Linked DNA regions of Homo sapiens: region 2 is linked to region 1. A link is a contact called in ENCODE Hi-C or POLR2A ChIA-PET data. All regions are on one chromosome and are shown on one strand. Each heading gives the region's core, a stretch centred on a gene start or an enhancer-like site at or near the end of the contact. The rest is flanking DNA. Distances are from core to core; before and after follow the strand shown. Region 1 overlaps WWOX (WW domain containing oxidoreductase). Region 2 overlaps WWOX (WW domain containing oxidoreductase).

Region 1 (5,737 bases), core at 2,608-5,107:
ATCCTCCAAAGATCTTTTGGAAACAGAATTAAATTGCACAGCGTTCACCCCTAGCACACAAACCTAACCCCCTTTGGAGTACGATGTTGAATGTCGTCATTCTCAGAACCTGAGGGGCTCTCTCTGGTTCTCAGTAGGAGAGGGTTATGTTTTTTCCTAATACAAACAAAAGACATTAGAAAGCATGTGGAGCATATGATAGCGCTGCGGTGCCACTGCGAACAAAATATGGATTTTGCTTTTGTAATGTGTGACTATTAGATCACAGCGTTGGTTGCAATAAATTATCACTTTCAGTTCCTGCTAATTGCTAGACTCTTCTGCCATGGGCTGCAGTGATGTGGGCCAAAAAAAAAAAAAAAAAGTTTTGGAGCCAGATACAAATATGCATCCTGCTGGATTGCGAATGGCATCTCGGATCTTGAATAAATGCCTAAGGAAACAGCTAGGCATGAGGGCCTGGGAATCAAAGACGTCATTATGCAATTATTGAGAAAAGCAGGCTCTTTATAAAAGAGAATTCTGACTTCTCTGTGAATCCACTGACCCAGAGCAGCCTTCACCCTACATGTATTCCTGTCCATAACGAGTACCTACAGGGTATGATGGAAGCAAGTAAGTTAACTGGTGTTGAAGTTAAAAAAAAAAAATCCAACCTGACCTTTTAAATGAAGAGATCCTTCTATGCCTTCTATGCCACAGAAAGTTGCAAAACCCACGAATGACAGCATGCCCCCTTCCTGGCTTCTTCCTGGCCCCCTCCCCAATATGCCCACAGATGTCCCCACCCGACCCTGATCCTTTCTTCTCCCCAGAGTATAAAGAATCTAGTGAGATCTTCTGGGCACAAACCTCGGCTTCAAGCTCCTTCTTCTTATTCTGTGAGAGTCAATTTCTGTATTAAGATCAAAAATTTGCTAAGCACCTATGAGGTTCCTAGTGATGGGGATGCAGGCATAAACAAAACAGGTGAAATACCTGCCCTGTTGGAGCCAGCATTCTCAAAGAGCGGGGAGAAAGCAAAATGGGTAAGTAACTGGAAATTGTGCTTGGATTGATGGCAATGATAATATGGAGAAAAATAAAGCAGGTGAAGGGGGTCAGAGGTGCTGCTGGGGATGGAGAAGGAAGATTGCTGTTTTAAAGATGGTATCTAGAGAAGGCTTCCTCCGAAGGTAACAGAGAAAGGATGGGCCAGCCCTGTAGCTGTTGAAGGGCACTCTGAGTGGGATAACCAGGAGGGGCATGGGTCTCATTCCATTGAACAGCAGGGAGGCCCGCACAGCTGGAACCCAGTGAGCAGGGGGAAGAGCACTGGCAGGAAGAACAGAGCCAATGGGGGAAGGGAGAGGACGCAGGATGCCATGGCCAGCTCGAGAGCATGGCTTGCACTCCGAGTAACAGGGGACGCCTTCAGAAAGTTCGGAGCAGGAGAAAGAGGTGATCTAACATATTTTCAAAGGAGATTCTGGTTCTCCGTGGAGAAAGAACTGAAAGGGTCCCAACATGGCTGGGTGCCAGGAGGCCCTTAAAAGAAAGGACTGTGGTCAGGCTCTGTGGCTCATGCCTGTAATCCCAGCACTTTGGGAGACCGAGGCAGGCGGATCAGTTGAGGTCAGGAGTTTTAGACCAGCCTTGACAACATGGTGAAACCCCATCTTTACCAAAAATACCAAAAAAAAAAAAAAAAAAAAAATTATCCGGGTGTGGCAGCGCATGCCTGTAGTCCCAGCTACTAGGGAGGCTGAGGTGGGAAAATCACTTGAACCTGGGAGGCAGAGGTTGCAGTGAGCTAGATCATGCCTAAACAACAGAGCAAGACTCTGTCTTAAAAAAAAAAAAAAAAAAAAAAGAGAGAGAGAGAATTGAGCAGTGATCCAGGCGGGAGGCGAGGGCAACCTGGAGGAGTATGCAAGGGTGAAGTCGGCTTTCTGAGGTCTGTATTCCTATTTGTGAGGTTTGTCCCTTGCTCCTCTCACATGTAAACTCCGTTGAGAAGAACTCAGTCCCTGGCACACAGAACACATGTGACAAATAATGGTTCCATGTTGAAAAACCTGCCAGGTTAGAGCCTACTCATGTCCCAAGAAGATCGACTTCCGCTAGATGAGTGATAACTAAATGTGGCTCCATTTGTTTTATTATTTATGCAATGTCAGCTCCCCCGCGCCTCACCCTGCATCTCCTCATCTGAAGAGGACATTCTGACTGATGGACCAGGGCAGAAACCAGAAGCCATCCTGCTGCCCCCACCTCTTCTGCTGCCTGGCTCTCTGACCTTCCACCTGCCATTTATTTTGTCCGTGCCTCAATTTCTCCATTCTGAAAATAAGAATAATTCTGCCAAGGGACCATTATGAGGATTAATGAGGTAATAAGGAAATGCCTGAAAGCAGTTTGAGCTCCTTGAAGGAACAGCTATAAATGCAGGGTCCATTTTTCCATCTCTTCTGTCTTCTCCCGCTAAATAAAACAGCCAGAGGGAGAAAGCCCTGTTGGGGTAGAAAGGAAAACGACAGGTGGACAAAGACAGCAGCTCTTTCTCCAGCAAAAATACCCTTAAGTAGATTCTAAGGCATTGGGAAGCCTTTTAGAGAAGCCTCCTTTGCAATAGAACGGGGCTGGGGCAGAGAATATCCAAGAAATTGTGAGGATTATTTTGCCTCAATTTGTGGACCAGAAATCACCTCAAAGGGACTTAGAAATAAGCCAGAACCATGTCGCCCCTCCTGTGTGCCCGAAGAATTCAGAAGCTGACCAGGCGATTGGCAAATCCCCTCAGCAGTAAAGTGAAAAAAATCGCCCACGACGCTGATCTGGTTTGGGCTGATGACACTCTGGGGTAGACACAGTGTAAACCTGTTGGCTCAATAAATATTGGGCTCCTTTTAATGAAAGAAACACTGTCATTCTCTTCTCGTTTCCTCCCTCTTGTCTCTTTAAAACTCCTTTAAATGAGAGGTTGTTATTCCTCATTCCAGGTTTATCTTCAGATGGTCACTAAGTTTATATATGTATCCTTGTACATATTTTATACCAAAACTTCTAGAAAATGCTAACTTAAAAAAAAAAGAAAAAACAGACCTGAGATGGGTTTTTGAAACGGTTACTCTGATGCAGTTTGTTGTTGTTTCTTATTTGCTTTTTAAAACTGAGGAAATGGCCTGGTGCGGTGGCTCACACCCGTCATCCCAGCACTTTGGGAGGCCGAGGTGGGCAGACTGCCTGAGGTCAGGAGTTCTGGACCAGTTTGGCCAACATGGTGAAACCCAGTCTCCACTAAAAATACAAAAAAATTAGCTGGACATGGTGGCGGGCGCCTGTAATCCCAACTACCTGGGAGGCTAAGGCAGGGGAATTGCTTGAACCAGTTGGAGTTTGCAGCGAGCCGAGATCGTGCCATTGCACTCCAGCCTGGGAGACAGAGCGAGACCCCGTATCAAAGAAAAAAAGAAAAAAAAAAAAAAAAGAAAAACCTCAGGAAATGCAGACGAGAGCGCTGGCAAAAGTGGTAATGAAATATCGGCACACGACGAACTTTTGCAAGCAACCCTACATGCACAGTTGTTTGTAAATGAGGAATTGTATTTCTGCATTCACAGGATAGAGGAGTGAGGAGGTGGGATGAGTGCTAGGTGGGCACTTTATCTGGCTAAATTATGCCACTACTTCTGAGTGACCCCATGGACATTCATTCATTCATACATGTATTCGTTCATTCCCTAGCATTTGTGGAAGTGGTATATGACACGGTACTAAGTGATAGAAGGCTCTGGGCTTCCTCCCCTTTCTCTCTTGGAAGGAGAGAGCGAGAAAGTGGCCAGGAAGCTGCGGTGAGGCCCACTCTGGGCTGAGTCACTCGGTTCCCCTTTTCCCTTTTTACTTCAGGCCTGTCACTCTGTGTCGAAGGGCAGGGGGAGGGGAAGCAAGAGAGAAAAGTATCAATGATTGGAGAAGAGGAACAAGTTTAACTAATATCTGATTATCCTTTTGATGTTCATTCAAGTTACCAAAAAGGCTGAAGCACTGCCTGTGCCTCGACAGGAAGTGTGCGGTAAAAGTAATGTCGTGATGTTTGTTGTGGGTGCCAATGGGCCACCCTGCACCGGGCACTGGAGGCCTGCTGGGAAGGTGAAGTGGGCCCACTGCCTGCTGCGGGTGGTGGCTGAGCCACTGTGACTGTTAAATGACTCTTTTTCATTTAATAAAAGAAAAAAAAATCATCATATATATTGCAAGCACAATTTTTAGGCAAATAAAAGCTCTATCTAAATCAAACAGAAAAATGTTGGGTCACAATAAGCCACTGAACATTTCTTTTTGATCTCATAATTGAAAGGACTCATTTTTTAAAATGAGAAAATTTAAATAAACAAATTTAGAGTCTCATCCCCTAAACGCAACTACTGTCAGTATTAATAGACAGGTATTTAGTGTTTCTGTGTATCTTTCGCCTCCAAAATCTGCCTCTCTCCCCACCTCCTCCCAACCACACCGTGACATTTGTTTTGTTTTTCTGATAGATGTAAACACATAATTTTTGCCCATTTTTTTTCCTTTAGAAGTGTCATTCTTTTCATTGATGTAGACTTGTCTATGAAATGGCTGTACCACAGTTACGTAACCAACAGCTCAGCATCTTTCTTTACAGCTGTTGAACTGCTAGGTAAAAAGTAGTGGTGCAAAAGTAATTGCGGTTTTTGCTATTGAATATAATGGTGAAAACCGCGATTACTTTTGCTCCAACCTAACTAGAAAATAGCATTCTATATTATAGATGAAAACTCACATGTCCATCCATGAAAATGGGCCTTATCTAGTTGAAATCCAAACTCCACTCCTATGGAGCTGGGGGGTTATGAGGGCTGAGGGGCCTGAGTGAGACAGCCTCGGGATGGCCTAGGGTTTATGAAGGAGCCATAGAATAATATGTTTTCAACAACGTTTACATTAATTCCAGAGAGATCTCCAAAAACCCTCATTTTTGTGTTCAGTCTTGGGGAAATTATGTCCATGAAAGGTACATACATCTGTCTCTGTTTCCATCACAATTCACTCCTCGCCAACGACTTTTACTGGAAAAAGGGGTTTCGCCAGATGAATCAGATCAGGCTAAAGACCAATTACACAAAACAAGGAACGTGGCTGCTGGCCTTTTCCCTGAACTGCAGCTGAAACTCAGAGAACCATTTCCAGGGGAAAGAGCTGGGCTCCTGGAAGATGTATAGGGTCAGCCTGGTGGTGAGATGGTGATGAGCAAGGGTGCACATCCATGAGGAACCAATCATGTTGGAACAACTAAGTGATATCGCCTCTGGCTTTATTAATATTAAAGACCACAGGCTAGGCGGCTGCCATTTTACTGCCCTGTTTTCAAGCCACCCAGCACGATTGATTCCTAGCTCCCAAAGGCTTCCCCTCTGTTATCTCTTTAGGTTTTAATATTGTTAAAGCCTTAATAATCGGTGGGCTAAACACACATGTAATGAATCCTATTAGTCATAAATGGCTCCCTGCACACAAGAAAATGAAGTAGGAAGCCTTCTCTTGCACACAGGCAAACTCCCCTAATTCAGACTACCTGAAAGCAAGACTGATCTGAATTACACATTTCTTTAAAAGAAAAACGTGAGGCCCGGTGCGGTGGCTCACACCTGTAATCCCAGCACTTTGGGAGGCCGAGGCGAGAAAAGATCACGAGGTCAAGAGATCGAGACCATCTTGGCCAACATGGTGA
Region 2 (5,252 bases), core at 109-2,608, 200 kb after region 1:
TCCCAGCCCGTTTTTGATAACTTTGTAAACACCAAGTGGTTTTGGGAAGCCAGTCATTCTACAATCCTTTTCCCAAATTTTTGTCTCTGAAAATGACTAAGCAAATTTACAAAAACAATTGGAAACAACTTGGTGACTTTTTTTTTTTTTCAAATGGGTAAGTGCATTCCGGATATAATTATGTTTAAAACATGATTCAGCACACTTTATTTCTTCTGAAGTATTTCTATTTCCTTCTTTTATAAAACCTACTATTTCTATCTTATTTTTAAAGATCAATTGCCTGCATGTTTTCAGAGCCCTTTCAGAAATATCTTTGGTTATTACTCATCTGTGAAAAGGAAATTTAAACAAAGTTTGAGAACTGTTCATTTCTCAAAAAAGACAGTGGAATTGAGTATCTGTTTCCTGGGATGTTAAGTCAGCGTCAAGACCAAATTCATGAGATTGTTTTCCAAAGAGAAGACAGGAGTAATACGAAAGAATGACTGAGGTTTCATGAACTGTATCAGCTTCCTGGCATGAGAGCACTCGACTTTATATAGTCGGATACTGTGAGTCAGTTGACATTGTTCTTAAGAAAACTTGTTTTTGTTAGCATCTCAGAATTTGCCAGAGCCATATTACATTTAAGTCTTGCGTTCCTCAATCAATTTGACCAATGAACTTTTTGAAGATCAATGGGCAAGATAATAGTAGTAGAAGGAAAACACCAATGATAGTTATTTCTCATTTGGGGTCAGCATTGCCAAGCTGCTCAGGGTTTCCATGGCATCATTTCCAAACCCTCCTATTAAATTCTAAAGGAGAATAGATCTTTGCCTGTGGACAGTGTAAATTTGACAACAAATACAGGGTTGATAGACTGGTGGAATAGAAAAACACAAGAAGCTACGGGATGGAAGCTAGGCCATCGTCACCACTGCCATGGGGCAGAACAGAAAGAAGCATGATGTTTTGACCCCACAGAGGAGACAACACTCAAATCCTCTTCAGTGAACGGCTGTGTTTCTAGGGTACTGGGAATGAGAAAGGAAGATGTTGTATGCACAGAAACTTAAGTTATTTTCTTAATGCATAATTAAGAAAAGAAAAGAAACCCACAGAAAAGTGAGGCAAACCCACTGATAAACAGGCAGGTTCTATTTCTGTTAACTGGGTAAGCCCAGATTCTTTAAAAGTGATTTTAAAGCCGTTGATGCTATCAACTTTGAAATGTGGTTTGAAAAAGCGGATATTACACTTTAGCATATGCCTAATAACTGCCCTCACCATGGAAACATTGAAGGCAGAAACCATTGTGTTTGTTTTCCTAATCGTACTACCAAGATAAGACATAGAGTTCTCGTAAACCGGTGCCCGGCGGCATGATGGGATCTCCAGCTTCTGTACACCTAGTTGTGGAGGTGGATCCTGGGTGGATCCATTGGAACTATCGTAATAAGAATTAGTCCCGTCATCAGATAATTTCTGATTGAAAATTCCGAGAACTGAGTTATGCACAGTGCTCAGTTAGTCACTGTTTTTCTCATAATAGCCGCATTGTGGAAAACTGAAGCCGGTCTTGGGGTCTCAAGGTCAACTTCATATGATAAACATCTTCAAGGCATGATTTTAGTCCCGTCTTCTTTCCCAATCTTGTTTAATTGCAACGTGGCCTTCCATGCTATTCTCTCTATTGTTTCCACAGCCTCTCTCCACCTTGAGACACACACAAGCAGGCTGGGTAGGTATAAGTACCACCTTGCTCCCTCGACACATTAATCAATTTGTTTCATGGAATAAAAAAGAAGACAACCATCTCCAGTTGAAAATTAGAATCAGGCTGGATTACAGCTGCAGCAATGAACTAGGTAGAGCAGAAAGCCAAACTCAAGCCTGTGTTTCCAACCAGTAGAGAGGCTGACTACAAACAATAATTTAGACAAAAAATAGTCTAGGACTTTATGATCTACATGCTTAAGCATCACTGAACATTACTAACTTTGAAGTTCAATATTATACTTGGAGGTGTATCCTTTGCTGTGCTGGAGAGAAGCAAAGAACCAGGCTTGAGTCTAAAATATTCCCATTAACCCAATAACACAACAATTAGATGTGTGTGTATGTGTTGTATAACTCTTTAAAACTAAACGATCAAGGCTAACTATGGAAATAAAAGTGAACATTAACAATTGCCACAGTACACTTGCCTGTAGCTCCAGCTATTCAGGAGGCTGAGGTGGGAGGATTGCTTGAGCCCAGGAGGTCAAGGCTGCAGTGAGCCATGACTACACTATTGCACTCCTTCCTGGGCAAGAAAGCAAGACCCTGTCTCAAAATATAATAATAATAATAATAATAATAATAATAAAAGCCTCAATAAAAGACATTACTCTATGGTAATCAGGGATACCTGGTACTCAAATACATCACAGACACAATATCTGCTCAGCTGGTAACAAATCTGTCAAGGAAAATATTGCATATCAACTCAAAAGATGCATCTAGAAAATCTTGTGTTCTAGCTTGCTAGAAAACAAAAGATACTGTGTGAGTGTGATTTCCTCTTACCTCTGTGAAGCAAAAGTGTGATCGATGAAGGTGAGAGGGGCAGGGAAAGACAGAGAAAGGCACGTAATGTATGACAGACATTTTCTGGAACAAGGGGAAGCTAATGAGTTCACAGAAGTGCTAGAAGGGCCCCTGGAAAATACCAGGGAACCTCAGACAAAAGAGTCTCCCAGGCAAGGAAGAAAACAACAATACATGAAATATTGGCTGCAACATTTAAGCAAAAATTAAAATGGCAGCCATGTGGGCAGAAGTGGAAGGAGCTGAGTCTGAGAGAGGAGTGGGTGGAGGAGGAAGTGTCTTAGGCAGTGACCTCACCCTTCTCTATTTCAGGCACTTGTTCTAGCCTGGAGATGGTTTCCTAAGTAGCAACAGAAAAATAAAAGAAAAGAGAAGTCAATCCAAACTATTTAAACATAAAGAAAATATACTGAATGGGGGAGCCTGGTATGACAGCCTCTTGGATTCAAACCATGTGAGAGGGGACAGGCGAAAGGACTGGTATTTTTCGAGGCCTGACTCTGTGCTTACTGTGGCACTGGGAGGTTGGCAGATAAAAAAGAAGAATGTCTTCCCTTATTTCAGGCATAAGATGGTCAAGAGGGGCATCCCCACTTTTTTTTTTTTCTAGCTATAGTCATTCCATCTCATAGTCGTGTGTCTTTGTGACCCTGTCAGCCTGGAGAGCCTCCTTTTCTGTGTGGGTAACTACAGTTTACTCAGCAGGGTGGAGATGGAAACTCCTGACTCCAGTGCTCCTCTGACCTCACGGTCTGCTTTGAGGACCCCTGCTCTGCTACCAGAGAAGCTGGGCTTCCTGCTGTCGCTCTTGAAGGAAGGAATCCAAGGCATTACTGTTAAGCTACCTGTGAGTGCTTAAGGACAGAAAAGACCCTTCATTGCCCTTTGTAACCAAGCCTAGGACTTGGCGTAGGAGATACCAATGAATGAAGCCAACATGCTCAAACAGCAGAGTTCCTTAATCCAATTGGATCAGCAGCCCTTGGCCTAACTGCAGGTTGGTCCAAATCGTGGCTAACAAAACTCTACAACAGAGGTTAGAAAGTTGTGGGATGCCATCAACAGGACACCGGCTCCTATAGTATCACAATCACCTGCCCAAAAGACAATGGATCCTCACCTAGCCCAATGCTGGCCTAATTGTTTTGCTTTTGGCAGGTGACCTTGTGTTTCACACACGCAGAATCTCAGTAGATAACACAGGTAAAAGTGGAGCTGCTTTGGATAAAATGTGGAGGAAGAACGCTCTGAACAAGAATGTTGTCGTCCAGCTCCCACTTCTTGACATGTGTTCTGGACAGCGGGGGTGACCTGTCCATGACCACCGTTCCAACTAGAGGTAGAACCAGGCCTAGAACGTCTCTTGCACCAACATGAAAGGATGTTTCCCTCATTAGAGTATTAATTTCTCGAAGGCATCTCATCAGCCATCCTGTGACCCCAGAGTCCAGGAACGCACACAGGTGCAGAAGCCATTTGATTTTAGCATGTGGTTCATTTTTTTTTATTTTAGCATGTGGTTCATCGAGTACCTCTTGCCTCTTGAGATTAAAGAGGAGCTAGGGTTGCTAATGGTTGACTTCCTCTTCTTCTTTCCAATCCTTGAATTTCGTATGCAATTTCTTAGATTCCGCTGGTCTCACTGCCAGTAGAAAATTAGTATGAAACAGAAAACATGGTTTGGCAAGTGACAATGTTTAGCGAGAAACAGAAGACATTCACTAAGCAAGGAAAAAAACCCATTTTATCAGACACACTTTTTACTTTATTATAGGCCTGGAGTTTTAAAACACTATTACTGACAGCTTAAATATCCTAGGTTATGATTTCTCAAGCTAGGGAAGACCTCCCCGACCTACACTGACCATATCAAAGAACTGAAGCAAACTCCGGAAAACCAACTCTGCTCCTTCATTTGTTAGAGTTGATGAAGTATAACTGGTCATTATTTAAAGTTTAATTTTTTTTTCCTTTGCCTTCATATATGAAATTTCTCACTGGGACATTTCAGTGCTCTTAGAAGAATACCCAGCAGTGGATTCGAAATCATTTGTCATCTTTCAAGATCTGAGACTCTTTCTTGACCAATTTAGAAAAGAAGGATGTTAGAGCAAACAGACAGCTTAGCTGCTAATGACGGGCAATAGTTCAATATTTTATGCCACCTTGAAAAAGTTGCAGTAACTGAAGGTGTTCTCACATTAATTCTTTGCATCAATTATCGACAGAGAATTTAATTTAAAGGCAACTAGTCAGTAACCTAGGGGTAGTGTTTTAAATAATTTATAATTGCTGCATGGGTGTAATCATATTGCTATTGATTACCATCCAGTCACTTCTACAGGTCCAGCAGGTCTTATGCTAATTACTTTTAGTGAGATCACCTTTTTAACTCTGTATTCCCTGGTAACAGGAACTCATTATAAAAATAACTTAATGAAGCGCAATCGTTTAGAGTCCTTACAGAAAGGAGGGAAGGGAGGAGGGTGAACTTAGGAGAAAGCCAGGAGTTGAAAGCACTAGGCTGAGATTTACAGATCAACAATCCTAAACCTGAAATTACATATTGTTATTCAAATATCAGATGGGACTGAGACAAAAGAGGTGAAAAACAGGGTATATGAAAGAAGGGGCAGGCAGAAAAAAGAGAACTAAAGGAAGATTTAAACAATTTCAGT

Evidence for each region. A loop is a pair of places that touch in the nucleus more often than their neighbours do. ChIA-PET counts read pairs that join two places held with the same protein, here RNA polymerase II (POLR2A). Pooled maps may share reads with other maps.
Region 2: a pooled map shows a loop between it and region 1 (3-fold over the local background). The contact joins two enhancer-like sites. A Hi-C loop is called at or near these places in 5 of 50 pooled maps. POLR2A ChIA-PET finds 5 or more read pairs at or near these places in 2 of 52 experiments (H1 and OCI-LY7).

Annotation. Positions count from the first base shown.
Region 1 is chr16:79,091,976-79,097,712 of GRCh38, reverse strand. The region is part of intron 8 of WWOX (WW domain containing oxidoreductase); the gene reads right to left. All of the region lies in intron 1 of LOC107984806 (a long non-coding RNA gene), which reads right to left. Among named protein-coding and RNA genes, the nearest start is that of MAF, 510 kb to the left of the region's middle. Within about 2 kb of position 3,857, at least 3 of the 41 ENCODE cell types and tissues checked have a DNase peak (open chromatin) inside an H3K27ac peak, as active enhancers do.
Region 2 is chr16:78,891,122-78,896,373 of GRCh38, reverse strand. The region is part of intron 8 of WWOX (WW domain containing oxidoreductase); the gene reads right to left. Among named protein-coding and RNA genes, the nearest start is that of WWOX-AS2, 390 kb to the right of the region's middle. Within about 2 kb of position 1,358, at least 4 of the 41 ENCODE cell types and tissues checked have a DNase peak (open chromatin) inside an H3K27ac peak, as active enhancers do.